Regions from separate parts of the Homo sapiens genome. Here all the other regions are linked to region 3. Evidence: chromatin loops called from intact Hi-C (ENCODE). Cell type or tissue: MCF 10A. All regions are shown on one strand. Links, peaks and the distances in the headings refer to the core of each region. The heading gives the core; the rest is flanking DNA. Region 1 has its middle 51 kb from the start of LINC01967. Region 2 overlaps AZI2 (5-azacytidine induced 2). Region 3 has its middle 22 kb from the start of LINC01967.

Evidence for each region. Peaks named below come from ENCODE experiments on the same cell type or tissue, not always from the same donor. Only the 100,000 strongest peaks of a DNase experiment are listed, where the experiment ranks them.
Region 1: it touches region 3 in a loop (2.0-fold over the local background); 2 of 110 quality-filtered maps call a loop at or near these places.
Region 2: it touches region 3 in a loop (13-fold over the local background); 3 of 110 quality-filtered maps call a loop at or near these places.

What each region holds. Positions count from the first base shown.
Region 1 is chr3:27,972,252-27,983,264 of GRCh38, reverse strand. No RefSeq gene overlaps it. Among named protein-coding and RNA genes, the nearest start is that of LINC01967, 51 kb to the left of the region's middle. In MCF 10A, for the core only: no CTCF peak of the experiment used is centred there; a DNase peak (open chromatin) is centred at 6,134.
Region 2 is chr3:28,337,603-28,345,602 of GRCh38, reverse strand. AZI2 (5-azacytidine induced 2) reads left to right here. Exons shown (of 8, transcript NM_022461.5): 2 at 4,981-5,201; 3 at 6,988-7,110; 4 at 7,567-7,666. The coding sequence starts at 4,986. Among named protein-coding and RNA genes, the nearest start is that of ZCWPW2, 7.1 kb to the left of the region's middle. In MCF 10A, for the core only: no CTCF peak of the experiment used is centred there; a DNase peak (open chromatin) is centred at 3,022.
Region 3 is chr3:28,045,083-28,056,095 of GRCh38, reverse strand. No RefSeq gene overlaps it. Among named protein-coding and RNA genes, the nearest start is that of LINC01967, 22 kb to the right of the region's middle. In MCF 10A, for the core only: no CTCF peak of the experiment used is centred there; DNase peaks (open chromatin) are centred at 2,115 and 5,045.

The sequences.
Region 1 (11,013 bases), core at 1,670-9,669, 73 kb after region 3:
ATATCCTGGAGCAAACCAGAAATTTGCTCTGAAATGTGTGTTTTAGTATGAAATCATGCGTATTCCTTTCTATTTAAATATACCTCTGTGTTTGCTTTAATGTGAACAATGCTTTAAATTAATTATCATGGAGTAAAATATATCCTCAAAACAGTAACTTTCACATACCACCACCCCCCTTTACTCTTCCCTCTGGGCTGTACATTCAATACTTACACTAACCATATGAAATGAATATCACCATTATCCTCTTCTTCGGAAGAGAAATCAAGGATCATAGAGGTCAAAGTTGATAATTACCTAAATGACAGGCATTATCTCAATTAATAGCTTTATACACGTTTAATTCTAACAACCACTCATCACCACCTTTTTATAAAAGAAGAAAGCACAACGTTTGAGAGGTTAAATAACTTGCCTTTGTTCTCAGAGTTATAAGGAGGAATGAGACTGGATTTGAACCCAGTTTGTCTGACTTCAAAGAACCCACTGTTTTCATTATACCCTCGCTTTTTTCAAATGTTCCAAATGAATTTGACATCCTAAGCAATCTGAGTGAAGTAATAAGAGGGGAAAATTTTTTAAGGGAGGGGCCCTGTTATCCACTAATTCTTTTAAGGGTACCAGAAGGGAATTTTTGAAGTTGTGGATTTACCACCTGGAACCTTTGAAAAACATAATAGGAAGTGACCTAGAGATACATGTTCCTTCTCTGTCAACCTGCTGAGGAGATAAAACATAGCTGCTTCCATTAGTCAGTCTGCAAGGGTCAATATGTATTATGTACTTAGCCAGCTATGGTACACATGCAACCACAGTCTTGCTTTCGATGAACTTATAATGTTGTCATACACTTTGGTGAATACCTCTGAATTAGTCTATTCTTGCATTGCTATAAAGAAATATTTGAGACTGGGTAATTTATAAAGAAAAGAGATTTAATTGGCTCATAGTTCTGTAGGCTGTACAGGAAGTATAGTGGCATCTTCTTCAGGGGAGGCCTCAGGAAGCTTACAATCATGCAGAAGGCATAGGGGGACCAGGCAGCTCACATGGCAAAAGCAGGAGCATCAGTGTGAGGAAGGAGGTGCTACACATTTTTAAATGACCAGATGTTACAAGAACTCACTCACTATCATGAGGACAGTACTAAGCAAGGTGGTACAAAACCATTTATGAGAAATCTGCCCCCAGCATCTAACCACCTCATGTAGCTGATAAAGACATATCCGAGACTGGGAAGAAAAAGAGGTTTAGTTGGACTTAACAGTTCCATGTGGCTGGGGAGGCCTCAGAACCATGGCGGGAGGCAAAATACACTTCTTATGTGGCGGTGGCAAGAGAAAATGAGAAGGATGCAAAAGTGGAAACCCCTGATAAACCCATCAGATCTCGTGAGACTTATTCACTACCACGAGAATAGTATGGGAGAAACTGCCCCCATGATTCCCAATTATTTCCCATCAAGTCCCTCCCACAACATGTAGGAATTATGGCGGTACAATTCAAGATGAGATTTGGGTGGGAACACAGAGCCAAACCATATCACCTCCCACCAGGCCCACCTCCAACAGGGAGATTACCTTGCAGTATGAGATTTGGGCAGGGACACACATCCAAACTGTATCAACCACTATCAAGCAATATATGGTTAAGTGCCAGAAAGTAGGTTACACCTCATTACTGCAGGTATTAGGGATTCGTGGAGGAGCTGTGTCACTGAAGAATGGTACAACAGGCTTTATTTGGGAGAAGAGGATGGCAAAGCCCCCATTCCATTTTTACCCAAGACATTGTCGTTTTTCCTTTTCAGTGCTTTACTAATATGTCAGTTCTCCAAGTTATCCAGATCATTTCTTCTAGTTTTTTTGATTCTCAGTAGTACCTGAAAGAGAAAGAGGTGACTAAACTGCCTAGGGCTTCCTGCAAGCATTTCTTCCTCCTCCCATCAAACTCTGTGTGCACATCATCATCAAACTCTGTGTGCACATCATCATCAAACTCTGTGTGCACATCATCATCAAACTCTGTGTGCACATCATCTCTCACCTCTCTCCCTGTATATGTGAGTGTACCTATATATTCACTTAGATAACATTCACTCATTTATGAAATATTTGTTAAAGACCTACCAGGTGCTGGATATGATAGTGAACAATATAGAAGTGACTTCAGCCTTCAGGTAAAGATAAGAGGTAGAACAGAGAGGAAAGACCAGAGAGAGGAGATAACTATAAATGTGCATATTTTCTATATTCACATTTCTTTCTGCTATTCACCTTAAAATAACTGTGCCTTCATATAGTGAGAGAACATGAGCTGAGAGGAGGATGTGGTCATAATCCTGTGTCTTTAAGAGTCATACCTTCCTGAAATAATCTTTCCAGACTCTAGCCTGAATAACATGATTTGAAACAAACTTACGCTGTGGGATGGCTCTTTCTGAACCAAACAGTCCACTTTTGGCAAGTCTTACTGACAGCTGAGAAGCAGTTGTTGGATTGCTTGTTAGCCCTAGCAATTAAATAACAATCACTTTAAAAACAGTATATGGACCTATTGGAAGCAGTATGATGCTACATGTTGGGTATAAAGTTGCCTGGACTTGCTGTGCCTGGTGTTGATAAGGTAGCAGATGGTCTAATAGACTTCATCATTGAGCAGCTAAATTGGTAAGGTCTTAGTTTAATAATCTTGTGTTCTAATGATTTAGGCGAGTGATGAAAGGCAAGGCAATTACTTGTACTTGTAATAATGCCCAGTTGGCCTGGATGGAAGGGACACTCACTCATACATAGTGTGATGTAATTAACTCCCATTCCCCAGAACCATGGCTGCATGGCTGTTTGTAGACAGGCTACCTTGATAATACACATCTCACCTTGATACTAAAACTTAAAAGCATTTTCCAAGTCGAAAACGACTCTTAATTACTTAAATCACTCAAGGAAAGAAAATTTAACTTTATCTTAGTGTAGCATTTCTATATTTCCAAAGCATGAGTATGATCTCATTGGATTCTAAAATATGTTGCTGGGGAATAAAAAGTACTTAAGTGGTATGAACCATTTACAGATGAGATAGTCATTCAGTGGCTTACCCGAGCCATAGAAAATATCTGGAAGGCAACTAGAATCTAGGTATTTCAAATCTTAGATCTGCAATCTTTCCCCCATCTTGTACTCTTTAGACTCATTTTACCCAATACTTCCTCCCTGTCTCTTTGCAGGACATCTCATCAAATCTATGGATTAAAATTATTCCATATATGGAATACAATATAAGTAGTGATAATTACACTTTAATATTCCCCAAGATATGATGTAATTTACACAGAATAGACTACTAATAAATACATTTTTAAATAACATTGATTCTAAAAGATCAATTTACAAGATCAACATGCAAAAATCAATCCCATTTTAAAACACTAACAATGAACATGTGGAAAGCAAAATTTAAAACACAATACCATTTATAACCACTCCAAAAAAATGAAATATTTAGATATAAACTTAACAAAACAAGTATAAATCTGCATGCTAAAAATTACAAAATTTTGATGAAATAAATCACATAAGACCTAAATACATGAAGAATATACTCTATTCATGAACTGGAAGACTTAACATATTAGAGATGTCAATTGTCCCCAGACTGATATACAGGTTTAACACAATTCCTATTAAAATTCAAGCAAGTTCTGTTGTAGGTAGAACAAGCTTATTCTAAAATTTGTATGGAAAAGAACAAGCCATAGAATAGCCAAAACAATTTTCACAAAGAAAAATAAAACAGAAGGTATCACTCTATCAAATATTAAGGCTTGTTATATACCTACAGTAATCAAGACTGTGTAATATTGGCAGAGGGATGGACACATAGATCAATCGGACAGAGCAGAAAAGCCAGAAAGAGAATAGAACCCACACAAATAGGCCAAAATTATTTTTTTCCCCAAAAGCACAAGACCAATTTAATGGGGAAGATTAGCTTTTTCAGCAAGTGATGCTGGAGTAGTTGGACATCTATAGACAAAAAAAATGAACCTTTACTTAAACCTCACACCTCATAAAAATTAACTCAAGATACATAATGGACTTACATATGAAACTGTAAAACTTTTAGGACTAAAACAGAAGAAAATCTTTGGAATCTAGGACTAGGCAGAGTTCTTAGGCAGAGTTCTTAGACTTAATACCAAAAGCATACTCCAAGAAGGGAAGAAATAAATTGGACCTCATAAAAATTAAAAACTTTTGCTCAGCAAAAGACTCTATTAAGAGAATGAAAAGAAAAGCTACAGTTTGGGAGAATATATTTGCCAGCCATATATCTGACAAAGGCTAGTATCTCTAACACAAATTGCTCTCAAAATTCAGCAGCAAAAATGAAAACAATTCAACTAGTACATGGGAAAAAGACATGAAGACACATTTCACCAAAGAAGATATACAGGTGGCAAATAAGCATATGAAAAGAAGCTCAGCATCATTAGCGATTAGGGAAATGCAAATTAAAACCACAATGAGATATCACTACACACCTATCAGAATGGCTAAAATAAAAAATAGTGACAATGCCAAATGGTGGTAGGATGTGGAGAAAGAAACTGAATGACTCATGTACTGCTGGAGGGGATGTAAAATTGTTCAGCCACTCCAGAAAATAGTTTGGTGGTTTTGTTAAAAAAAAAAAAAAAAAAAGAAAAGAAAAAAAAAACCATTGAACATGTAACTACCATACAACCCAGCAACTGCACACGTAGACAATTTTCCAGATAAATGAACACTGGTGTTCACATAAAAACCTGTACACGAATATAGCAGCTTTATTTATGGTAGCCCCAAATTAGAAACAATACAGGTGTCCTTCCGTGGTAGAATGGTTGAAGAAACTGTAATATGTGCATACTTATAGAGTACTAGTCAGCAGTAAATAAGAATGAACTATCAATTCACGCAACCATCTAGATGAAAATCTAGAGAATTGTGCAGAGTGGGGGAAAGAAGCCAATCTCAAAAAGTTACATTTCCATTTATAAATGATAAAATTATAGAAATGGAGAACAGGTTAGTGGTTGCTAGGGGTTAAGCGAGAAATGGGGCTCTTAGGAAAGTGGGTATGACTATAAAAGGATAATTTAAAAGACTCTTGTGGTGATGGAATTATTCTGTATCTTGACTGCATCAATGTCAACATCCTAGTTGTGATATTGTTCCATAGCTTTGCAAGTTGTTACCACTGGGGAAAACTTAGAAAAGGCTCCACAGGGTCTCATTGTACGATGTCTTATAATTGCATATGAATCTACAATTAACTCAACAATTTTTTAAAAAGCTAAAATGATTTTTTGTAACTCAGAATTCATAATACTTCTACTTGAAAACATTTTGTTCAAGTCAGGTGAAGTCTCCAAATTGCTGGTTTTTACTTCATTGTTATCCAATATCATCAGCAAATCTCACATCTCACTGATTTCTCACTTTACAGCTCAGTTTGCTACAAATAATGCAATTCACCTAGTAGACTTACAATAGCACTCCACATTGTCTCGTCCTATCTTCCTATTTGCTATTCTCCACCATTGTTTTACTCAGGTGAGCATCACACCATGGCTAGTTACCTACCAACCTGCCAACTCTCGAGTTCCTTTTAGTTAGTGTCCTACTTTGTTTTTTAATTCTAAGTATTTTCTTGCAGCGCAATTGCTGAGGGGGAAACCACTACAGTGTAGTGAACTCCTACTATGTGTCTAAGTCCTAACCGTGAGGTGATGGTGACTATCAAATTGGTGCCAGAATAATAGAGATAAAAGAAAAAGAATTAAATGGTATTGTCCTGATGAGATACCATCTCCATCCACGAAAGTCAGGTGTATGGTCGGGCCTTTTGGAGGGTTTGGGAGAAGGACCTGGTATAACTTGTTGATGCTGGAGCAGCCAGACCCAACCAAATATTAAAAGATAGGCCTAAAGCAAGGTGTTTCATATAAATATACCCACAAACCTTCTGAGTAGATCCTAACATTATCCCCATTTTACAGCTAGATTGGGAAATTTAGGCTTATTACTGATATATTGTGCAAGATCTAGTAAGTCAGGAACCAGCATGCTGACTCATATCCACGTGATTTTGAAACGTGATTGACTTCCCCATTTGCTACAATGGGTGAGCACTGTAAAGGAACTAGAGTTTTCTCTCTGTAGTCTTAGTCACTGTGTTATGAAGAGATGGACATCATAGTAATACTTATTTCTGATGCAATTAAATGCCTCTAGTTCTTAAAAGGAAGACAAGGAAAATGCTATTCTTATAATCTTCCTCCATGAAAATATTCCTTTAAAGCCTGCATCCTCGCTTTTTGCCCCTTTCCCATAGGGACTCATCTTCTCTTACCTCCTCCAGTAATGAGCTATTTCCACAAATCTTCATGGTTGTTTGCTAATGCAGCAGTACTGTCACAATAGTTAACTTATACAGTGGGCCACCAGCAGTCTCTGCCACAACATCAAACAAAAGTCCAGTTTTTGACAAGAACCCAGTACTGTCTGCCACCATGAGGTAACTAAAGATTGACAGCCCAGGTTTCTCAGCTGAAAGTGTTGAATTTATGCTAGGGGCATCTTGTTGCCTAAAGAAACGTACTCATCCTGGGAGACAGTTTTCTTTATTTTGAAGGTTGGGAATATCCCAGAAGGAGCCTTTAGTAAGAAGATGGATAAATATTCATTGATACAACAAATATTAATTGAGTGCCTCTATGTTCGAGGTACTGTCTGCATTTATTAAGCTCTGTATAGGTGCCAAGCTTTATGTTAAGTGCTTTATATGCACCTCATTTAGTCTTCTAAAGTGTCAGTTATGTAATTTTGCATATCTTTTAAAGTTTGCCACATACCACATCTTACATTACTCTGCATAAATCTTATATGTCTGTTGGAATATGGCAGGTTCAAGAGTCTTCAGGTATACATGGAACCAAAGAGAGACCCCAGCTTGTTTTCGAAGGTTCATTCTTTACCTGTATAAAAGCTGTGCAATGTAGAGTAAAGAATATGTTTTCTCAGTCATGGGATCTAGGTTCTGATCTGAGTTCTGCTACTACCAAGCTGTTGAATATTAACCAAATTAATGAATCTTCTTGTGTCTCAGTTTCCTCATTTGTAAAACAATTCCATGAACTAAATATTTTTTTAAACCTTCTCTATTTTGAAACTGTATACATCACCATCTGATTATCTGTAGTAAGGTAATTTAATGAGAAAGTCGAGAGCAGATTTTGAAACTTAAAGCCAAATTTCTGACAATCCAAAGAATCATTGGCTGAAAGCTGAATCTGTCTCTTCCTGGGTCTTGCTTTCCAGTTGGACCTATCGAAGCATATGTCACATTGTAGGGATCTAGGCAGCCATAACAGATGTGAGTTTAATTTTTTTCCGCCAAGTACTGACATATACCTAAGCAGATGTTAGGGTTGAGTTTCTTTTGTTTTTGTTTTTGTTTGTTTGGTTGGTTGGTTGGTTTTTAGCCTCTTGGCTTCCAGTTCTTGTGATGCATTTGTTTATTTGGAGGCACACTGAATTATTTTTCAAACTGGGAAAAACCCTCCTGACAAAAACTATTTTTTAAGTGTCAGAACATTTTCAACTCCAGCCTTCTTTAATCCAACTGAAAAATATGCAAAGAAAAAGAGTAGGTGGTTTCAAGTAAAAGAAGAAAACATAATTGAGAATTTCCTTGCAGGTCCACAAAGGATTTTATTTTGTCTCTACCCTGTACAGCAAGAAAATAAATGCCAGGACGTTTGTAAAGCTGTGATATTATAGGGCTGTTAGTGAAAAACCAAAAAGGATTGAGGGAGTGGGGAGGTGGAGGTTGTCTCTTTGATTGCTAGGGAAATTATGTAGACTTAGTTTCAATTGCTTGAAAATTCCACATCAGGGAATTTGAGGTTGCCTATTGTGGCCAGCTGGCATATAGAGGTCAAGATTGTTTCCTTTCTGTGCTTATATGACAAAGGCATAGCATGATTTTATTGGTGGTACTAATCTAACTGGCACTCAGATACTAAGTTTCTTAAGCACTTGGTAGTATTGAATTGTGTGATCTAGGGTCAGAGGGTAGTGCTAGAGAGAATTATTTGGGGGAAGAGTTGCCCAAAATACTGTAATACTGGCGGAGGTAAGCATCCCTAAGGACCTGTGCAGAAAATCTCTCTGAATACATACAGAAGACATTCATAAATGGAAACAAATACTCAAGAAAAGATAGAAAATCAAGTAGACTACTAATCCAGAGAGGAAATGAAAAGTTTGTCAAAGATCTGTAATAAGATTCCAGGCTCAGAGTATAACTAACTCTCCAAAAACAGGCAGTTTTGTGTTATTCAGACTACAAAATCAATGCAATGTTCACATCAGAATAAAAAAAAAAAGATAGCACTAAAAGAAAAGTGCTAGTGATTTATCCCTTACTAATATACAAACAAAAATTTCTAAGCAAAATGTCAGTGCAGTAAAATCAAATGCAGTAAAACAATTTTTAAAATACACCATTTTCAAGGATGATTCAATATTTAAAAAACCTATTAGCACATTTTTATTTCCTTGGTAGATTAAATGAAGAAAAAACTATTGCATAAAGTGATGCAACAAAAATATTAGAATATCTAGGAAACTTTAAAATTGTACTGAGGGGCATGAAATAATGTCTGAAAAAATGGAGAGATATGCCGTATTATCTAATGGAAATAATAAATATGTAAATTTCAGATAATTCACTACAAAAGCAATTGTTTTAGATGTGTATTTAATTTTAACTTGACAAATTGATATTAAACCTGGGAAAATACATGAAAATAGCCAAGATAATTTGGAAAATGTATCATAATTAGGAGATTAGCATTAACAGAGTAATTATAGGAGTAGAATAAGTAGAGATTTAATATTCATAGGGACAGGAGGCAGAAAAATTCTAGGCAGAAAAGGGAGGGGTTCATGGTGAAGCCCCACTCTCAAGCTGAAAAGCCTGAAACTGCAGCCCAAAATCCCTGTTTTGCCACTCAAATGTTGCCTTTTCCTAAACCACCCATGGCCCCACCCCACCTCATCCTCTGCCTATAAAGACCCTAGACTCAGTCAGCAGAGAGGAACAAGCAGCTGGATGTCAGGACAACTATGGCTGGACACTGGAGACAAGTGGCTTGACTTCAGAGGGACAGCTTGAGGGTGTAACTTCAGAGAAGAATCCAGCCATCTCTGGCCAGACTTCTGAACAAGATTACCTACCTACCTGTCCCCTTTTCAGCTCCCCTTCCCACTGACAGCTACTTTCACTGGCAATAAAATCCCCTGCATTTACCATCCTTCAATTGGTTCATGCAACCTCATTTTTCCTTGACAATAGACAAGAGCTCAGGAGCGAGTGCAGATAAAAAAGGGCCCACTGACCTGTTGACACTTAAACTATATGTGGACAGCAGAACTAAAAGGGTACTGTAACATGCCCACTGGGGCTTCAGGAGTCACAGGTACCCCCACAGATGCTGTCGTGGGGCCTGCACAGAGTTTGCTCCTGCTGGTGCCCAAAAGTCTCACCCCAGCTCCTGCACCTGCTCACCTGCACACTCCCTCCTGTGAGGAGTGGAATAGAGCAGGTCCAAGTTAGTGGAGTTTGCTCCTGTTGACACTGAAGCAGCTAACTTGTTCTAGCGCTGGTGTACTCCAGTTCCCGCCTCGTTTGCCCACTCACTCCCTCCAGCAAGGAGTTGAGAGTGACAGGCTGAGTAAACATGGCACCCCTGTCAAGAGTCCCGCGAAGGGGTCAGGGAAATATCCTGTTTCAATATGTGCTAAAGTAGTATTTTAAATCCCAAGGAAAATGGATTGAGGCAAATTCTGTTAAAGCAATTGGATGTTTATATATAAGAAAATAGTTAGATGTTACCTTGTATTACATACAAAAATAAATTTCATCTGAATTAGAGATCTAAATGTAAAAATAAAAAAATAAAAGCATGAAAACTAAAGGTATGGAAGATAGTTTCTAAGCTTGGGGGTGGGAAAGCTTAAAATTCAAACTCCCAATACAAAAATTTAATAACTGTATAAATATTTTTTAAAATTTTAAAGCAAAGAATACATAAAAATAAAAGTGACTAGGAGAAAACACAATATATTACAAATAAATGGTTAATATTCAAAATACAAAATTACTTTAAATAAATTAATATGAAAAGGTCAATGTAATAGAAAATTAAGCAATGGATCTAAACAGGCAGTTCACACAAAATAAACACAAATGGCCAATAAACATAGAAGAGATGGAAAAGCTTGGCAATAACTAAGGACATGCAAATTTAAAAGACTAAGAAGCCATTTTGCTTATCAGTGACAAAAATTTAAATAGCTTGCTAAGAACCAATGCTGGAAAAAAATTTTGGGAAAGAAGAAACTCCTGTTTGCTAAGGACTTACAGGTGTACTGTTTTGAAGAAAATGTTGGCAGCAGCAAATCTAATTTTAGGAATCCATCCTAAAGTATTGCAAGTACATAAAGTTCTACAAACATGCTCACTGCAGCATGTTAAAAGGCCCATCAAGGTTGGGCATGGTGGTTAAACCTGTAATCCCAGCTACTCAGAAGGCTGAGGTGGGAGGATCGCTTGACTCCCAGGAGTTCAAGGCCAGCTTTGGACAACATGATAAGATCCTGCCAAAAAAAAAAAAAAAAAAAAAAAAAAAGCCCATCTATAACAGAATGTCTGAGAATGTCTAAATAATGGTACACTAATATGATGGAACGACACGAGTACAAAATAATGTAGGAGATCGACATTTATGGAAACAGCCAGGAACAAAAAAAGTTGTAGGATATATGTATAGTACGATTCCATTATTGTTTATAGGTTTTAATGGATGGAGTTGGTGATCTTTATTTTCATTTTGTTATTTTTAATTCTTCATTTTAGATTTGAGCTGCTTCTTAAGTTTTGCCTCCACTCTGCAGCTTC
Region 2 (8,000 bases), core at 1-8,000, 290 kb before region 3:
TTTCTTTTTTATCATTCTTGGAAATTTCATTGTTCTCAAAAATAATTGTCAATAGTGTTTACCTCAATCTTTTCTAATTCGCTTTTTATATTTAAGTAAACCTCTAAGGAGAAACAAAATTTAATTGCCAAATATATAAAATGTTTGCATGAGTACATATAGATACATTTGCCTATAAATGTGCTTTATTTAACACCCCACTATATTGTGATGAGATGATGAATGTGAAATTACTTTCTATAATATTAAAAATAAAATCTAAAGGGTGTTTACTAATTCATAACATAGAACTAACTGTGCCCACAAATGTTCAAGGATACTAAGAATTGGAATTCTGTAAATTACGTGGTAACTGCTTGGCTTTGTTCTTTCTGATGAGTGGTTCTCAAATTGGAATATGACTTAAAATCACCTGGGTGCTTATTCAGAGTGCACTTTGCAGTTTTTCACCCCAGATATTCTGATTTGCATAGATCTGCAGTGGAAGCTAGGAATCAGTATTTTTTAACAGAATGCAGAGGAATTCTAAGGCAGTGGTCCACACCTTTGTCAAACACTGCCCTCAGTCATCTCCAGCTTCTTAGAATGCCCTTGGAAAAGCAAAATTTATTTATGGAATGTCCCTGTGGAATACATTTATTACTGATTTTCATCACTGAGAGAAGTCCACTTAAGCTTGTCTTTGGACAGTGTTTTGATGTTTGTTAAGTTTTGAAAGTTCAGTTTCTGCTAGACTATTTAAAATACTATCTAGTCTTTGGTAATTTTAATTTTTGATAACAATATTCTGCTCATGGCACTTATTTTTTAAAGATTAATGCTAACAAAGATTTATTATTTTAAGAGCATTTAAATTATGATAAATAAGACTCAGTATAATGTTAAGTTTCTTCAAATGTTAAATGATATAACTAGCTTGGTCTAGTTTGTCAAATAGAATAATAGCCAGTTACACTTTTACCATTTATCTAGAAAATCAGACTTCATGGGCCAGCTGATTTGGATACACACACACAGCCATTTCATTGCAACAAAAGTGTTTAAAACTGAATCTTTATTATGAGACTGATTACCACAGCTCCCTTTACTTCTCTGTAGAAATACATTTTATAAAGGATGCTTGCGTAGCAATAACACCAAAGGCAACACATAGCCTACTTTTTACTTTGCTAACAGTTTTCCTTTCATTATATTAATAAATATAATGGGATATCTGCCTTGTATTGTTTCCTTTCTATGATCTCATTTTCCCTGGACCTGTAGCTTTTACTCTCCAGAAGTCTGGTTTGTACAGACTAATATGATAAGTATTAATATTCTCATGCTTGTGATTTCATATTAATTTTTGCAGGGATAGTAATTAAAATTTTAATTTTCCATTTTATAACAAATTTAAATGACAGTTATTTTAAAACAATAAAAGTTGATACATATATGTGGTGCTAGCACATTGTGTGTTTTAATATATGGCTATTTCTTACATAACTTTTAGGACAGATAAGCAATTTGATGCTGCTTTTCCGCGTATTCTAAGTAATGTTTATAGTGTATAGAATAAATATATAGAATAATGGTATAAAACTTGAAAAATCCTTTTATGCCATTGTTTTCTTACATAATATATGCAACTTTTGATTTATAAATAAAAAGGTAGCATATCAATAGGTAAACCAGTCTGACTACTCATATTGTCTTAAAAATGACTAGCTATCATGTTGTATAAAATGTGACATTATTGTATCAATATACCCCCTTCCATGTAAAGTACTTTTGTAAGCCTTCTGAGGGGTTCCTAGATTTGTAGGAGTGTAAGATTTTGTAAAAGATTCATTGGAGAGGGGAAAATATTAATAGCTCAGGCTCTAAAATCCAAGTCCTGGTTCATACTAATTAAGTGATCCTAGCTAAGCTTCTTTACCTTTCCAGGTCCCAGTTTTCTCATCTGTGAGATGAGTTTGATAAGATTTTGTACCTCATAGGGTAGTCTTGAGAATTAAATGGGATAATGTTTGTAAACATTTAGCATAATGCTAAGTAGTTCACTGGTTGTGAATTAAAAAAAAAAAATCAACATTGTAAGTATTCACACCCTTTAATCATGTCCAGGCCTGTGTTTTTAAAATTCAGCAGAATAAGCACCAAAATCCACAGTGCCTCTACCAGGAAGGACCATCTCAGTTTGTCTCCATCCTGCCTTTTTAATCTCATCTCCTGCCACTCCTCTTCTCAACCTTTCTCCCCACACTTAGATCTTTGAACTTGTTCCCCTGCTGGAAGTTAACAAACTGTAAAGGTGTAAGTACAATAAGTACAGTACAATGAAAATAACCATCCTCTTCACATGAGAGTACAGTCTTAAGAGACATTTGCTCTTTTGTGGTATCTTCTTTGAAAACCACTTTTTCTCCCCATCCCTCAGACCCCCCATAACATTCTGTTGTTTCAAATTTATTACCTACCTTTATGGTATAATAATAATTTTTCTGCACAACTCTGCCTCTCTGGGTTTTCCTTGCTGTGTAAATGATTGTTTCATGATAAAAATGAACAAGTAAATCCCAGCTGAGCTAGTTAGAAGTTTGTGTAAAACAGAAGTGCGTGAGCCCAATCCTTAAAATACACAAACTGCAGGGTATCTGTTTTTGACTTCGCAGAGCAGTTTATGTTATTTCTTGTTTTCAGCTGTCTTTAGAAAAAATCCACATCGAATAAATCCTGCCCATTGGGTTGAGTATTAAATTATTTAAGTCAAATGTCTACTGTGGGTACAATTTTACCTCTCCTTAAACCAGGCTGCATTCTACCACTTACCTAGCCGTCTGTGACTATTTTACTTGCTCTACTTTTAAGGGGAGTGTGTGTGTGTGTGTGTGTGTGTGTGTGTGTGTGTGCATGTGTAAGAGTCTTATATGAAGATATATATGCATACTTTCAGTTTGCAATATGAGAATAACCTGCACTTTTATTTTGAAAGGAAATAATGAGAGTTTCAGCTAGCAGTAGCATGACTGGAATGATGTTTGCTCTTATTTTGGAATATCATTGAATCTGGAGACTGAAAAGTAAACTCTTTTAGAGGAAGAAAAGTTAAACTTTTCATCATTAGGAGAAAATGCAGCTTGCATCAGAAGCAGCATGAGTAATTATGGTTCTGAGAATCCGCCACTTTTTTGGTATACTGTAGATAGCATAGTCTATTCTTGTTCTTGGACTTTATTGAAAAACTGGGAAAGATTGTACCTTAAGAGTGGGAGTTGTCCTGTATGGTTAGAAAATGTTAAATTGATGTTAATGAAGATTGACTGGATGGCAGGTTTTACCTACTCAAGACTTGTAGTATACACATTTATTTTAACCTGCCTTTCTTATAATTCTAGATACAAATTGCTTAGATGCTCCCAGCTGTTGCTTTAGTTGACAATTGGAAGTTTTTAATTGTACAATTAGAAAAGCAAAAATATAATGATATAAGACCAGACCCAGAAAAACACAAAACCTTTTGTTAGTATTCATGTGATCTGAAATAAGGCAAAAGAAATGTTAAAGGGATTAGTTGACACAGGAGGGAGATTAGACATTTTGGAAGAAAGCAGGCATAGTGAAACACGGGTTGGAAACGTGGCTGTAGTTAAATTGCCTATGTTTACATCTCAACTCTCCACTTACTATGTTACTTTGGAAAAAATACTTAAATTCCTCCTACCTCAGTTTCTTCATCTATAATGTTCTTGAACAGTGACTGATATTAGTAAGTAACCAAATTTTATTTCAAGCAAGGGATAGTTAAAAACTCACTTTCTAGTAATAATTACTGATCTAAGATACATGAAATTCAATTGATAATCTTTATTTAGAGTGCTATATTTAGTTTTTTATTTTAAACTAAAAAATATTTAAAAGGACTTTTTAGGTTCTCTTGCATGGTCTAAAGTCCCTCTTATTCTGTTTTTCCCAGGAGGTCTTAAAAGGTTTTAGCCACAGTTTCTCCTTCCATCATGTTTTTCAGGAACCTAACTCTCAGAGAAGTAATGCTGAACCTAACAGCAAAAGTAGATGTTCAGAGCAAGTCAGTTTTTCGTTAAACAATGAAGGTAACGAGCTCTTCTCTTAGGTTTTGGAGTCAGAGTTTGATTTGAATCCTACTCTACCCACTCTTCATTCAGTAATCAATATTTATTGAGCAACTTCTACACAGTGATGAGTTGGGGACACAAATGATGGGCAAAACAGACAAAGCTTCTGCCCTCACAGAGCTTAACATTCTTCTAGATTTAACAGGGCTAATTCAACTTTCTAAGACCTACCTATAAAATATAGATGATACATATTTCATAGAATTGTTCAGATAATTAAAAGAGATAATATTAAAAGAATGTAGTGCATTATAGTGGGACATATTGGACACTCAAATGTTAATTAATTTGTCTTCTATTCTAAATATACAACAAACATAGCCAATTACTGGTATGGAAAGATAGAGTATGCATTAAGACTTCTATAATATAATATTAATATGTTGTTGTAATGAATTATACTCAAAGAACTTTTGAAAATTTATAAATTGAGAAGCTATGAAACTTGCTACTAATAGATCTAAGTGGAAATGTTAGGAGAAGATATATTTGGGGATGAAGTATTTTAAAAAATTTTGATTGTTTTAATGAAACTGATATTTCAGATTTTTATAGAACATACTAATAATTATGGTTTTAAGTGGTTTATAGATATAATTTAATATTCTTAAGACTCTATGAGGTATTTGCTGTTATTTCTTGTACTTTATAAATAAGGAAACTGAGGCATAGAGGTTAAGCAACTTGCCCAAAGTCAGACACTAAATGGTAGAGTTTAGAATACAACCCAGGCAGTCTGGTTTTTAAACATTGTCCTAGTATTTACATTATTCTTAACTATAACTTTTTTTCCTTTTCACTTATTCAGTGAGACATTTGTCACTCATATTTTTTTTCTTTTAAACAGTTGTCATGGATGCACTGGTAGAAGATGATATCTGTATTCTGAATCATGAAAAAGCCCATAAGAGAGATACAGTGACTCCAGTTTCAATATATTCAGGAGATGAATCTGTTGCTTCCCATTTTGCTCTTGTCACTGCATATGAAGACATCAAAAAACGACTTAAGGATTCAGAGAAAGAGAACTCTTTGTTAAAGAAGAGAATAAGATTTTTGGAAGAAAAGGTAATTTTTATCTTTTACCTTCATTGCGTTTGTGACATAAGGAATAATTCAAAATACTTGAAATTTTGAATACTTTTTGTCCTGTCTTCCATGATTGTACTAAATTTCCAAGAATAACTCACTGCTAATCTGAAAACTCTGGGCATTATACTTATCCTGTGTTTCACATACCATGTACTTGGTAAATATTTGTAGGAGAGGATTTAACAACTTGGAGTTATATTCCAAATATTTTTCTTTCATTTTCAGGTTTACTTACCTCCATAGCTGTATGTATTTTATTCAGAATTTTCAAATCTGGGCAAAAAAAAAAAAGATATACCAACAAAGGAAATTAAGTATCAAAGGAGGAAGCTTCTGGAACATTGTCCAATAGGTTTAATAATATCTTTACCAAGGCTGAAATCTTTACTTCAACATTCTTTCTCTTCTTTAACACATGTAATAGGAATAATGCTTTTAATTGATCAACTGATGTTTTCTGTTTACCTTTCCATGTATAATTGTGACACATCTAACTGTTACAGAATATATAAGTAAGGTAGCTGATTCAATATAAAGCACCAATCTACTTGGCTTTATGTATGAGGAATATTCTTCAGTCATCCTTTTATTTTTGAGTTTTAAAGTTTTAACTTAGCTTAGTTTGTATTTTTTCAGCTCAGATAAGAGCATTTTTATCCTACAAAGAGCAGCTACCACAAAGGGTAAAGAATGCATTGTCCTGTGTAATATAAATTAATTATCCAAGGAAATGAATTATCCTATATAAAAAAAACTTGAAGATGGGGCTTGGTAGAGTTTGATTCATTTTTGGTGGGAAGTAAGAGAAAAGGAGTCGGTTGTAAAATAATTATAATTTCTTTGTATTCATATGAATTATATTTACTTTAATGTTGATTATGTAAATTTGTAACATATTGGCATACAGTGAGAGAAGGTAACATTTTGGGGCACATAGCTTTATTTTAAAGTTTAGTAGAAAAATGGGATTTTATGTATAGTTAACATTGGAAATATTTCTGTACTTCATGACCAACAATCCTATTAATTCCTATCCTGTAATATAAAGGATTTAACAAATTAACACACACATCTATTTCTTAAAAAGTCAAGTATGCCTTGGCTGGGCACGGTGGCTCACACCTGTAATTCCAGCCCTTTGGGAGGCCGAGGTGGGTGGATTGCCTGAAGTCAGGAGTCCAAGACCAGACTGGCCAACATGGTGAAACCCTGTCTCTACTAAAAATACAAAAATTAGCAGGGCGTGGTGGTGCACCTATATTCCCAGCTCCTCGGAAGCTGAGGCAGGACAATCACTTAAACCTGGGAGGCGGAGGTTGCAGTGAGCTGAGATCGCCCCATTGCACTCCAGCCTGGGTGATGAGAGCGAAACTCAGTCTCGAAAAAAAAAAAAAGTCAAGTATGCCCTAAGGTGCTGCTTTTTCTGATTATAGAAATTAGATACTTTTAATTTAAAAAACATCTAAGCAGTGTGTATCACATCTATACTCTGTTGTGATTATGATGATTTAATGTTATAAAACAGACACCATGAATTATAAAATACTGATTATGTAAAAGCATAGAAGGCTTCAAAAAATATTCTACACATTTTTGCTTTCTATGTAAAGATTAATTTGTGGAAATGAAATACTCACCTAATGAATCCAGGCTTTATCCCCTTATTACGATTGAAGTAAGATATGGAGCCATCAGAACACTGACTTATTTTTTATCTATAGAATACTCTCTTAAGCTTTCTCTTCTAATTTCATACCGTTAGCTAATAGCTCGATTTGAAGAAGAAACAAGTTCCGTGGGACGAGAACAAGTAAATAAGGCCTATCATGCATATCGAGAGGTTTGCATTGATAGAGATAATTTGAAGAGCAAACTGGACAAAATGGTAAGTTGATTTGAAGCGAATGACATCTGCATTTTGGAAATGAATTTTCTCCTTCAAGAGGTTTAAAATTAGAAGTAAGTTAAATATTTACATTTAGTAATTAAAATTTTGTATACATGTTCAAGGCAAAATGGAAATTTTAGTAATATTTTAACTTATTTTTATGTAAAATATTTAGTATGTAATGATGTTTAGGACTTAAATACATCTAACACCACCGACTTATTTTGAAAAACTATGACATGGTAGATTTAGTCTTTTTTTTTTTTTAAGCCAGTGAATAATGATGTCCTAAATTAGGAAAAGAAAAAAAGACATTTCTGAGAAACTGAGTTCATTTTGTCACCTTGCTTTTAAAGACAAGAATGTGTTTTTTTCAGTATCTTCCTGAAAATTACAATATACCAACGTGTAGATTTTATTGAATGTAATTTGGCATTTTCCCTACTTAACTAGAATAAAGACAACTCTGAATCTTTGAAAGTATTGAATGAGCAGCTACAATCTAAAGAAGTAGAACTCCTCCAGCTGAGGACAGAGGTGGAAACTCAGCAGGGTATGCCAGTTACTTGTTATAAATATTCTAACAGAATTAACATATTTTTCCATTTATTTGTAATATCAACAGTTTTCTGTATCCATATGCTAAGACCTTAACTTATTTTTTAATTTTTAGGTTTATGTTAATTTCTCTGTTCTACCTTCACATAATATCAACTTCCTTTAACTTTTCCTTAGCTATATATTGCACTTTTCCTAGAGAAAATGTGATGGTTTTTATTCAGGTCTAGGTTGTGATGAAGCAGAAGAGGAAAAGAGTAGAAGCCCAGAAGCAAGAAGTAGAAGTGAAATCATCTAGCCCACTGGTTGTCCTGGCTTCTCTTTCTTAC
Region 3 (11,013 bases), core at 1,829-9,828:
TTCAGAATCTATCTGGGTAGACAGATCTTATAAATGACTAAAAATAGCAATAATAAGACAAATGCTTCACTTGAAGAACATTCCAGCTTCATTTGAAGAATACACCAAAAATGCTGCTATGGGAAGTTAGAATGGCCAATTCTGGAAGAATTAGGAAAGGCATGGAAGAGCAGGGGATGTTCAACTTGAAAGACGTGTGCAGGTAGCAGACACAATGTGGGGTTGAGGGCACTTAGAAAGGGAATGTGATGGTCTGAGATACCATAGCTCTGAACTTGGGCAGTGGCAGGGTGATGGAGAATGGAGGACAGATTTGAGAACCCTTGTAGAGATAGACCTGAGAGGACTGGTCCCCTATTGGTCTTGGAAAGTGAGAGAAAGTGATCTCAGAGTTCTATGGATGGCAAAGAATGTATGTGCTAGAAAAGACCAGAGAAGGAGCAGAATGAGGAAAAAGGTAAATGGAGACTAGCAAGCCTTGTTTGTTTTCTGCCTCTAATCTCCTAGGATTTCTAGATCAGTTCCCTGCATACAAGTTCCTGGTGTGTTTTCACTCTTAACCAACACTTGAGCGCAGCCAGATCCTGGGTCTCCTTGCCAGGGGCTGACCTCAGCCTGCTTAAACTCCTTTGCCTGCATGCACAGAGGGCAGAAAGTGGAAGGGAATTTACTAAGGAAATTAAGGACTCTGGGACCAGCCCTTAACCAAAGACTGACACAGCGATGGAATATAAATACTTCACCATCTTTGCTCCTAGTTAGAACTGCTTTGATATAATGAAATATACCAGTATTTTTCAAATTTTAACACTCCTATGAATCACTTGGAGGATTGTATTAAAATGCGTATTTCAATTTGGTAGAACTAGTGTGGGGTCTGAGATTTTGCACATCTAGCATGTTTTCTAGTGATGTCGACCTGCCGGTGTACAGACCACACTTTGTGTTGCTAGGACTTACACTATCTCCAGAGTCCCCTGAGTGACTGAATCACAATTACTTCTCCTTCCCCACAGGCTTTCACTGGACATTTCTTCCTTACTTAGCTTCTTTCTCTTCCAGTTCCACTTCTCCTCTTCCTTACTAGATTTTTCTGGAAACATTTCTAATAAATCACTGTCACAGGAATCTTTATTTCAGCATGTGTGTCTGGAAAATCCAACCTAATACAGAGTCCAGGAGTTTGATTTTGGACATATTATATTTGAGGTGCCAAAGAAATATACAAGATGAACTGTCCGATAGTCAATAAGCACTAGTGATAACCATGCCTTCATTCTTTCAGTTCTCCCTTCTTAGCAACGAGTGTCCTGAGAATACAGGGCATTTAAGCAGACCTCTGGTGTCTCAGGTTTGTCCCTCAGAATTTAGAAGAGTAAGTTTCTTTTGCTGTATTCTTGTTTGAAGTCTTTGAGAATTGATAATCTGTATATCCCATTAGCCAGAATATTCTGCTGTCTGAGTGCTTTTCAAATATTAATGTATATATGAACAATCTATGGATCTTGTTAAAACACAAGTTCTGGTTCTGTAGATCTGGGAAGGAACTAAAGATTCTGTGTTTCTGACAAGCTACCTGGTAATACTGCCACTGCTGGTCTGCAGACCGTGTGAACTACACTTTGAGAAGCAGGGTTCTAAAACACACTTCACAGGTCTAATTTTCAAGGAAACACTCTGAGATTGAATGAGGCACTGATAGCAATGGTAATAGTAGAAGTAGTGATAGTAGTAGTAATAGCTGACATTTATTATTTACATTTACTAAGTACACACACTCTGTGTTAAGCCCTACTCAAATTATCCTACAAATACCAACTCATTTATTCCTCACAATAATGCAGAGATATAAGAATAAAAAATGGTTGATTTTTATTCCAACGGTTTTAATAAGTTAACTATTGTTCCATATGGAAAACCTCAGGATATATTGGTGGTAAGCTATAAAAGTCCAAATATTTAGAGTTGTTTTGCTAGTAACCACGTCATTTCCAAGAGGAGAGGGCATGTTTGGGAAGTGAACACAGCCTAACACATTCTTTCCAGGGAGTGATGGAAAAGAACCAGAAAATGTATATGAGGGAGCAATGTGTGAGGTGGCCTCCTTGGGTGACTGTTGTGGGTGACTACCTATTGCAGTTGTTAGATTTATTTCAAAACTCAGTTTAATCCCCACTTCACCCCACCCCTGTGACTCAGTTTTAAGCAGTTGAGTTTGAAAATGACAAGGATGACTCAAGCATTGAAATCTCTGTGAAAACAGGAGACACCTCCTCCTACCCTCAGCAATCTTTGTTTTCTTCCAAATGCTAAGAACCCACACTTAACACACACACAGAATAAGATATGTACAGAATTTTTTGACTTAATCAAAATAAATGCTTCTCCAAATTGAATTTATTCTTACTTTTTTTTTTTTTTTTTTTGAGACAAAGTCTCGCTCTGTCACCCGGGCTGGAGTGCAGTGGCACGACCTCGACTCACTGCAACTTCTGCTCCTGGGTTCAATCGATTCTCCTACCTCAGCCTCCTGAGTAGCTGGGATTACAGGCAGGTGCTACCATACCTGGGTAATTTTTGTATTTTTAGTAGAGACGGGGGTTTCACCATGTTGGTTAAGCTGGCCTCGAACTCCTGACCTCGTGATCCACCCGCCTCGGCCTCCTAAAGTGCTGGGATTACAGACATGAGCCACCGCACCCAGCTATTCTTACTTTTGAAGAAAACTGAAATAATGTTCAAATAGCAATCAAAAGGGCAGTATATCACTATATTTTCTTGTTTTCAGAAATCAAAAGTTATCAGATAGATATATAGTTGTAAAGAGAAACTATTTTCCTTTTAAATAAAGGTTTTGTTGTTGTTGTTGTTGTTATTTTAAATAGTGATGAGGTCTTGCTATGTTGCTCAGGCTGGTCTTGGACTCCTGAGCTCAAGCAATCCGCCCACCTCGGCATCCCAAAGTGCTAAGATTACAGGCACCAGCCACTAAATGAGGCTTTATTTTATGAACAAGAAGACTAGCTATGGCTTGAAAGAAAAGTATAGTCATATCTATTTTTATCTCATTAAATATCCGGGATCCTTTATGATGTGTTATGGCTACTCACTAAGAAACAGATTTAAAGACTTAGTTTGTTAAGAGGGAGCAGAAGGGTACATGCTGACTATCTGGTAGGGGAGATAACATTATATACCCCTGGGCTATGAATTAACTTGGGGTGATGTGAGAGCACATTCTTTTTGGTGTTATCATATGTGTGAAGTAATCATAAAATATAACTGTGATGAATCCAATTTCAAAAATCTACTCTCTATAAAAGACGCATCTCTAGCACCTGAAGAGATGAGACAGTGGTAAACTCAGGCAGGAGAGGTTGGAATCCAGTTGTGCCACTTACACCTGGTCAGCAAATCAGCTAGGAGCTGGTGGTGGGATTCTGACCAGGGGATGAAATATAGTGTTGGATTTTTAGAACTGGAAGTAGTCTTTCCTGTTATTAGAAAAAGAAATTATGAGGTTGACAGAAATTCCCAAACTGTATTATATGAAACAGTAGGTATTGTGAATGAGAGAATTAAATGAGCTCCTTTGTCAAGTAAGTTCGGGAAACCTTGTATGCCGTATTTGCTTGTGGAGATTCACAAGGCACACACACATATGAAAGGTTCTGAGGAGTCCTGCTTTTTGTTTAAGTTTGTTCAAAACAGATTCTCACAAATGAATATTTGCTCATCTCATCTCACCACATAAACCTTTTGTTGTTGTTGTTTTTAAACACAAATGACATTCCATGGAAATAGTATTCTGTGGAACTCAGTTCAGGAAATGGGAGAGAATTTTTGGAGAAGCTCCTTGATTTCAGGGAGGGATGCCAACACATGACCAGTAGGTTAAGTTGACCACTCGAAAGAAGCAGGGAGGCCATGCTTCATTAAAAGATATAGCCATAATACTTGGCAGGTGATGTACTTCAGGCAAACTGAAAGAGAAAAGGTTGAGTTGAAAAACTGCCCAGGAATTAAGCCAATCGATTGACTTGAATTACTTAAGAAATAAGTAATCTGTGCTCAATGGTCATTTATTTTTATGCCTTTGGGTGTGTGTGTGGTGGTGGAGGGTGGTAGTGGTGGTGAGGGATGTAGCTTTACTCTGTTTCTTGTAAATAAAATGTTCATTTTTATTTTTTATGAAATTATAAAAAAACTCTAATTTATCCAGGTCTTAGAGATAGAATGATTATATTTTTTGAAGGAAAAACAGCAAAATCTGACTATTTGCAATCAGATGGGCCCAGCCTGGATTCTTGTTTTTTTTTTCAGACGGAGTCTCACTGTGTTGGCGAAGCTGGAGTGCAGTGGCGCGATCTCGGTTCACTGCAACCTCCGCATCCCGTGTTCAAGTGATTCTCCTGCCTCAGCCTCCTGAGTAGCTGGGACTACAGGTTTGCACCACCATGCAAGGCTAATTTTTGTATTTTTAGTAGAGACAGGGTTTCATCATGTTGGCCAGGTTGGTCTTGAACTCCTGACCTCAGGTGATCCGCCCACCTTGACCTCCCAAAGTGCTGGGATTACAGGTGTGAGCCACCGCGCCCAGCCCCCTGGATTCTTGAACAGCGTAGCAAACGAAACCATGTTACCCTGGGGTCTAGGTATGGTTACACCTCACACAGAGCCACAGCCCAAAGTCAGAAACTGGCTAAGATTTGCAGGAAGAAGTAAAGCCATGAATAAGAGAACATGAAGTTGGAATTGTGCTCTTCCCACCTGGGCTTCCCCCTCACTGTCTCTTTTGCTTGAAATGTTGATGCTTTTACTGACATTTTGGAAATTCTCAACTGCCATGGAGGGGAATGGGGGATTTCTGTTTCACCACTCTTCCTTTTTAAATTCTTTTCTTTGTTCGGTTTGTGGCCCTCGTGCCATCCTGATGCTGAGCTGTCACTTCAGGCTTGTTAGTCAAATTATGGTGATTAATGCAAACAGCCAACATGAACTTTGGGCTGCTCAGATGTTAGATAACCCATGTGCTGGCAAAGAGCCATCTTTCTACATATCCTAAGTGACTCAGACACCTTTCAACACCAAAGTAGCTCTTCCTCAAGCACAGAACCCTGTGATTCTTAAGTGACTCAGACACCTTTCAAAACCAAAAGACAATCTTCTGATATTTGATATAAATTTGATGGCCAAGTTCTTTTCAGAAGATAAAATTAATGAGGATGTTCAAAAACAAATGGCTTTAGGTGAAAACTGATTGTTTTCTATTGACCCCGACCATGTATAGGAGGCTGATCTTACTAGTGGTTTTGCAACAGAATGAAGTCTCCATCATTCTTTCTTCTAAATGTGATCATTTTCCTTAACTGGGTTTTAGAAACATGTAAGAACCCACCCCCATTCCTGGTGGAGCTTTTATATGTGATAAATGGTAATGTGTCCATTGCTTTCCTAATTTGAAAAAGATGGTTTGGAGACTATCAGAAAAAGAAATATAAGATACTTAAGAAATATTACATGCTCAGAACTTTGAGGGTTTCTTGTTTATTACATAATAAGGAAGCCCCAGTTCTGTAATTCTCCAATGTGTCACCAAACATTCTGACCTAATATAAATTTAGAGCTCTTGCCAAAAGGGATTTCTTATCTAGATTGGTGTAAAAAAAAAGCCAACTATGAGAAAGATGTTCCATCAACATAAACCGAAGTTTTATGCTGGGGAATACCCTGTGAAATCAGCCATTTCCATTAATGCATTACACTACGATTCTATGCAGTATATTCAGAAGGGCTAACACAGGGAACATTTTGATGTAGTTGGTTTTGGTCATGTAACCACAATCACCATCAATATATGGAACATGTAATCACTCCAAAAATGTCCCTCATGCTGCGTGTAGTCTGTCACTCTGCAAAATCCTAGCCTTCCAGTAACCACTGATTTATTTTGTCTCTCTGTTTGCTCTTTCATCATATGCTGTATGACATCATATAAACGGAATCATACAGAATATAGTTTTTTGAATCTTGTTTCTTTTACTTAGAATAATGCTTTTGAGATTTATCCATATTTTTGCATGTGTCACTAGTTCACTACTTTTTATTTCTGGGTGCATTCATTACATAGACAAACCATAGCTTGTTTGTTCATCCAATAGTTGAAGGACATTTGGCTTGTTTTCAGTTTTTTGGCAATAATACCCTCTAAACATACCCTCTAAACACAGGGGTGTGTGTGTGTGTGTGTGTGTGGTTTTGTGTGCTTGTGTGTGTGTAATTCCTGGGTCATAAGGCAAATGTATATTTAATTTTATAGGAAAATACCATACTCATTTCCCAACATCAGCAACCTATAAGACTCTCACAGCCAATTTTTAAAAATAAATTTAGCCATTCTATTAGGTATGTAGTTGTATCTCATTGTAGGTTTAATTTGCATTTCCCTAATAATTAATCAGTTCTGCATCTTTTCACATGCTTATGTGCCATTAATATATCTTTTTTGGTGGTGGGGGAGAGGCAAGATGGGGTCTCACCATGTTGCCCAGGCTGGTTTTAAACTCCTGGGCTCAAGTGATCCTCCAGCCCCAGACTCTCAAAGTTTTGGCAAAGTATCTGTTCAAATCTTATGTTCATCTTTATTAGTTTGTTTTCTTTTTGATTAGTTTTGAGAGTTCTTTATATATCCTGGATACAACTTCTTTACCAATTATAAGTTTTGCTAATATTTTCTGCCAATTCAAGGCTTGCATTTTCATGTTCTTAACAGTGATTTTTGAAAAGCAAAAACTTTTTATTTTTAGTGAAGACTAATTGATCAGATTCTTTCTTTTATGCATTATGCTTTTGGTATCATATGTAAGTAATCCTTGTCTAACTCAAGTTACAAAATATTTTATGTTTCCTTCTAGAAGTTTATAGTTTTAGGTTTTACATTTAGGCATGTACTCTGCATTAAGTAAAAATTTTGTATATAATTCAAGGTATAGATTGACATTTTTGCATATTGATATCAAATTATTCTAGCACCATTTGTTGAAAAGATTAACTTTTTTATTCACTGAATTGTCTTTGGACCTTGGTCAAAAAATCATTTGACCATACAATGCTTGGGACCATTTCTGGACTGTCTATTCTGTTTCAATGGTCTGTGTTTATATGCTTTCACCAACATCACCCTTTTTGGATAATTAGAACTTTATAATAAGGCTTGAAACAAAATAATGTTAACAGCTCCAATTTTGTTCTTCTTTTCCAAAATTGTTTTGGCTATTCTAGATTGGCTTTCCACATATATTTTCAAATCAGCTTGTTAATTTCTACCAAAACTCTTGCTGATAATTTGATTAGGATTGCATACAATTTAGGATTGAACTGACATTAATAATATTGAGGCTTACAATTCATAAAAATTAAATTATATACATCTCCATTTATTCATGTCTTTTTAAATTTCTCTTATTAAAGTTTTATACAGATATTGCCTGTATTTTTTGTCTTTTTGTACAATTGTAAAACATGATTTAAAAAAATTTTTATTTCCAACTGCTTATTGCTAATATATAAAAATACAATTAATTTTTATTAATTAATTAATACTCACCTTGTATCCTATGACCTTATTCACTTATTAGTTTTAGTAGCTTTTTAGTAGAAACTTTGGGATTTTCTACAGTCATGCCATCTGCAAATATAGGTGTTTTTTTTCTTTCATATCTATATAGCTTTCATCTCTTTATCTGAAATAGGAGTATTGGGAGTGAATATCCTTGCTTTATTCCCATTCTTAATGAGAAAGCAGTCAGTCTTTCATCATTAAATGTGATGATAGTTTTTTTGTAGATGCCGTCTATCAGGTTGTGGAAGCTTCCTTTTTTTTTTTTTTTTGTTTTTGAGACGGAGTTTTGCTCTTTCACCCAGGCTGGAGTGCAGTGGCGCAGTCTCGGCTCACTGCAACCTCTGCCTCCCAGGTTCAAGCATTCTCCTGCCTCAGCCTCCTGAGTAGCTGGGACTACAGGCGTGTGCCACCAAGCCTGGCTAATTTTTTATGTATTTTTGGTAGAGATGGGGTTTCACCGTGTTACCCAGGATGGTCTCGATCTCCTGACCTCATGATCCACCCGCCTCGGCCTCCCAAAGTGCTGGGATTACAGGTGTGAGCCACCACGCCTGACTGGAAACTTCCTTTTATTCTCGATGTGGTTAGACTTTGTATCATGAATGAATATTGAATTTTTCAAATGCTTTTTCTATATTTATTTAAATAATCATATGGATTTTCTTCTTTATTCTGTGACATGGTGAATTATATCGATATTAAAATGTAAAACCAAACTTTTTATTTATGTGATAAATTTTGCTTCATTATGGTGTGTTAGTCTTTTTTATACATACTGAATTTAATGTGCAAGTATTTCATTGAGGATTTTTGTGTCTATGTTCAAGACGGTTGTTGGTCTAAAGTTTTCTTATAGTGCCTTTGTCAGATTTTGGTCTCAGGGTAATGCTGATCTCATAAAATGAGGTGGAAAGTGTTCAGTTCTTTACTAATTTCTGAAAGAATTGGTAAAAATTTGGTATTAACTCATCCTTAAATGTCTGGTAGGATATTGGCAGTGAGGCTATTGGGGTCTGGAAGTTTTCTTGGTTGCAATGTTTTCAATTACAAATTCAATTGATCTAATAGATATAGGATTATTCAAGTAATCTATTCTTGACTGACCTTTGATAATGTGGCACAAAGAATTTGTCCATTTCATGTATATTAGGATTTAGCAAAATATGCCCATGAACCAGATTAATGTGGAATGTAGCTTATTTTTGAATGGTCTGTAAGCTAAGAATCATATTACTTTTTAAAGGAATTATAAAATAAGAGTATGTAATAGAGACAGTGCATGGCCCACAAGGCCTATAATATTTACTATCTGGATCTTTACAGAAAAAGTTTATCAGTCCCTGATCTAAGTTATTTAATTTAAGGCTATCAGTTTGGTTTTTTTTTATGCTTTTAATGTAGTGTTTGAAGTGATGTTATTTCTTTTCAACCTTCTTTCATTTTATAGTAGTAATTTGTGTCTTGATTTCTTTTTCTTTTATCAGTTTTATTAGAGGTTCATTAGTTTTGTTGATGACTTTCTCCATTGTATTGCTCTTATAAATTTCATTGATTTCTACTCTTATTTTTCATATTCCTTTTCTTTTGCTCATGTCAGGTTTAATTTGTCCTTTTTTAGTTTCTTAAAGTGAAATCTTAGATCATTAATTTGTGAACTTTTTCCTAATATAAGAATAATATAAAGATTTTTATGTTACAAATTTCCCTCTAAGCACTGCTTTGGAAACTTTACATACATTTTATGTTATGTATTCATACTAGTTCAGTAAAAAATATTTTCTAATTTCTTTTTGACTTCCTCTGTGACTCACTGGTTATTTAGAAGTATGATGTTTAATTTCTGAATATTTGCAGAATTTCCACATATCTTTTTTTATTGATTTCTAAGTTAATTCTGTCCTGGGTAGACAAAATCTTTCGTATGATTTGATTATTTTAAAATTGTTAAGGTTTGTATTACGACTCAGAATATGGTCTATCTTGGTGAGTGTTTAATTTGCACATGGAAAGAATGTGGATTCTGCTGTTATTGGGTGGAGTGTTAGGTAAATATCAATTAGGTTAAGTATGTTGGTAGTGACGCTTGGGTCTTCTATACACTTGCTGATTCTCTCTTACATATTCTACCAATTGATGAGAGAGCAGCATTAAGCTCTCCAAGTACAATTGTAGATTTGCCTATTTTTCTTCTCAGCTCTAAAACATTTGCTTCATAAATTTAGAAACTCAGTTGTTAGGTGCATACACATTTAGGATTGTTATGTCTTCTTGGAAAACTGAATCCTTTATCATTATGGTCCTCTTTATCTCTGATAATATCTTCCTTTTGAAGTCGATGTTGTCTGATATTATTATAGCCGCTCCAGACTTCTTTTTATTAGTGTTGTTGCATATCTTTTTTCCCTCCTTTTATTTTCAACCTATTTAAGTCTTTATATCTAAAGTGTTTCTTGTAGATAGCATATGGATATTTTATGTTCTCATCCAATCTGATAATTTTCATATTTTAATTAGTACAGGTAAATGATTTAAGTTTAATATAATTATGAATAGGATTGTATTAAACTGTACTATTTTACTAGGTATTTTCCATTTGTTTCCTCTTCTGTCTTTTTTTTTTTTTTTACTTCTTTTTCTACTTAGTTTTGGATTAAGTTTTTTTATGATTCTAGTTTATCTCCACTGTTGGATTTTTATTTATGCCTCTTTTTAAAGTATTTTACTGGTTGTCTTAGGATTTGCAATATACATTTACTGGTACAAAAGCAGGCACATAGACCAATGGAACAGAATAAAGAACCCAGAATAAAGGCACTCACCTACAGCATCTGATCTTTGACAAAGTTGACAAAAATAAGCAATGGGGAAAGGACTCCCTATTTAGTAAGTGGTATTGGGATAGCTGGCTGGCTGCTACATGCAGAAGAATGAAACTAAATCCCCACCTTTCACCATATGTAAAACTTAACTCAAGATGGACAAAAGACTTAAATATAAGACCTCAAACTATAAGAATCCTAGAAGAAAACATCATTCTGGACATTGTCCTTGGGAAAGAATGCATGATTAAGTCCTCAAAAGCAATTGCAACAAAAACAAAAATTGACAAGTGAGACCTAATTAAACTAAAGCACTCTGTAAAGCAAAAGAAGCCATCAACAGAGTAAACAGAACCTACAGAATGAGAAAAAATATTTGCAACCTATACAATTGACAAAGATTTGATGTCCAGAATCTATCAGGAAGTTAAACAATGCAACAAGCAAAACACAAATAACTCCATAAAAAAATAGACAAAAGATATGAACAGACAATTCTCAAAAGAAGACATATAAGCGGCCAACAAGCATATGAAAAAATGCTCAGCAACACGAATCATCAGAGAAATGCAA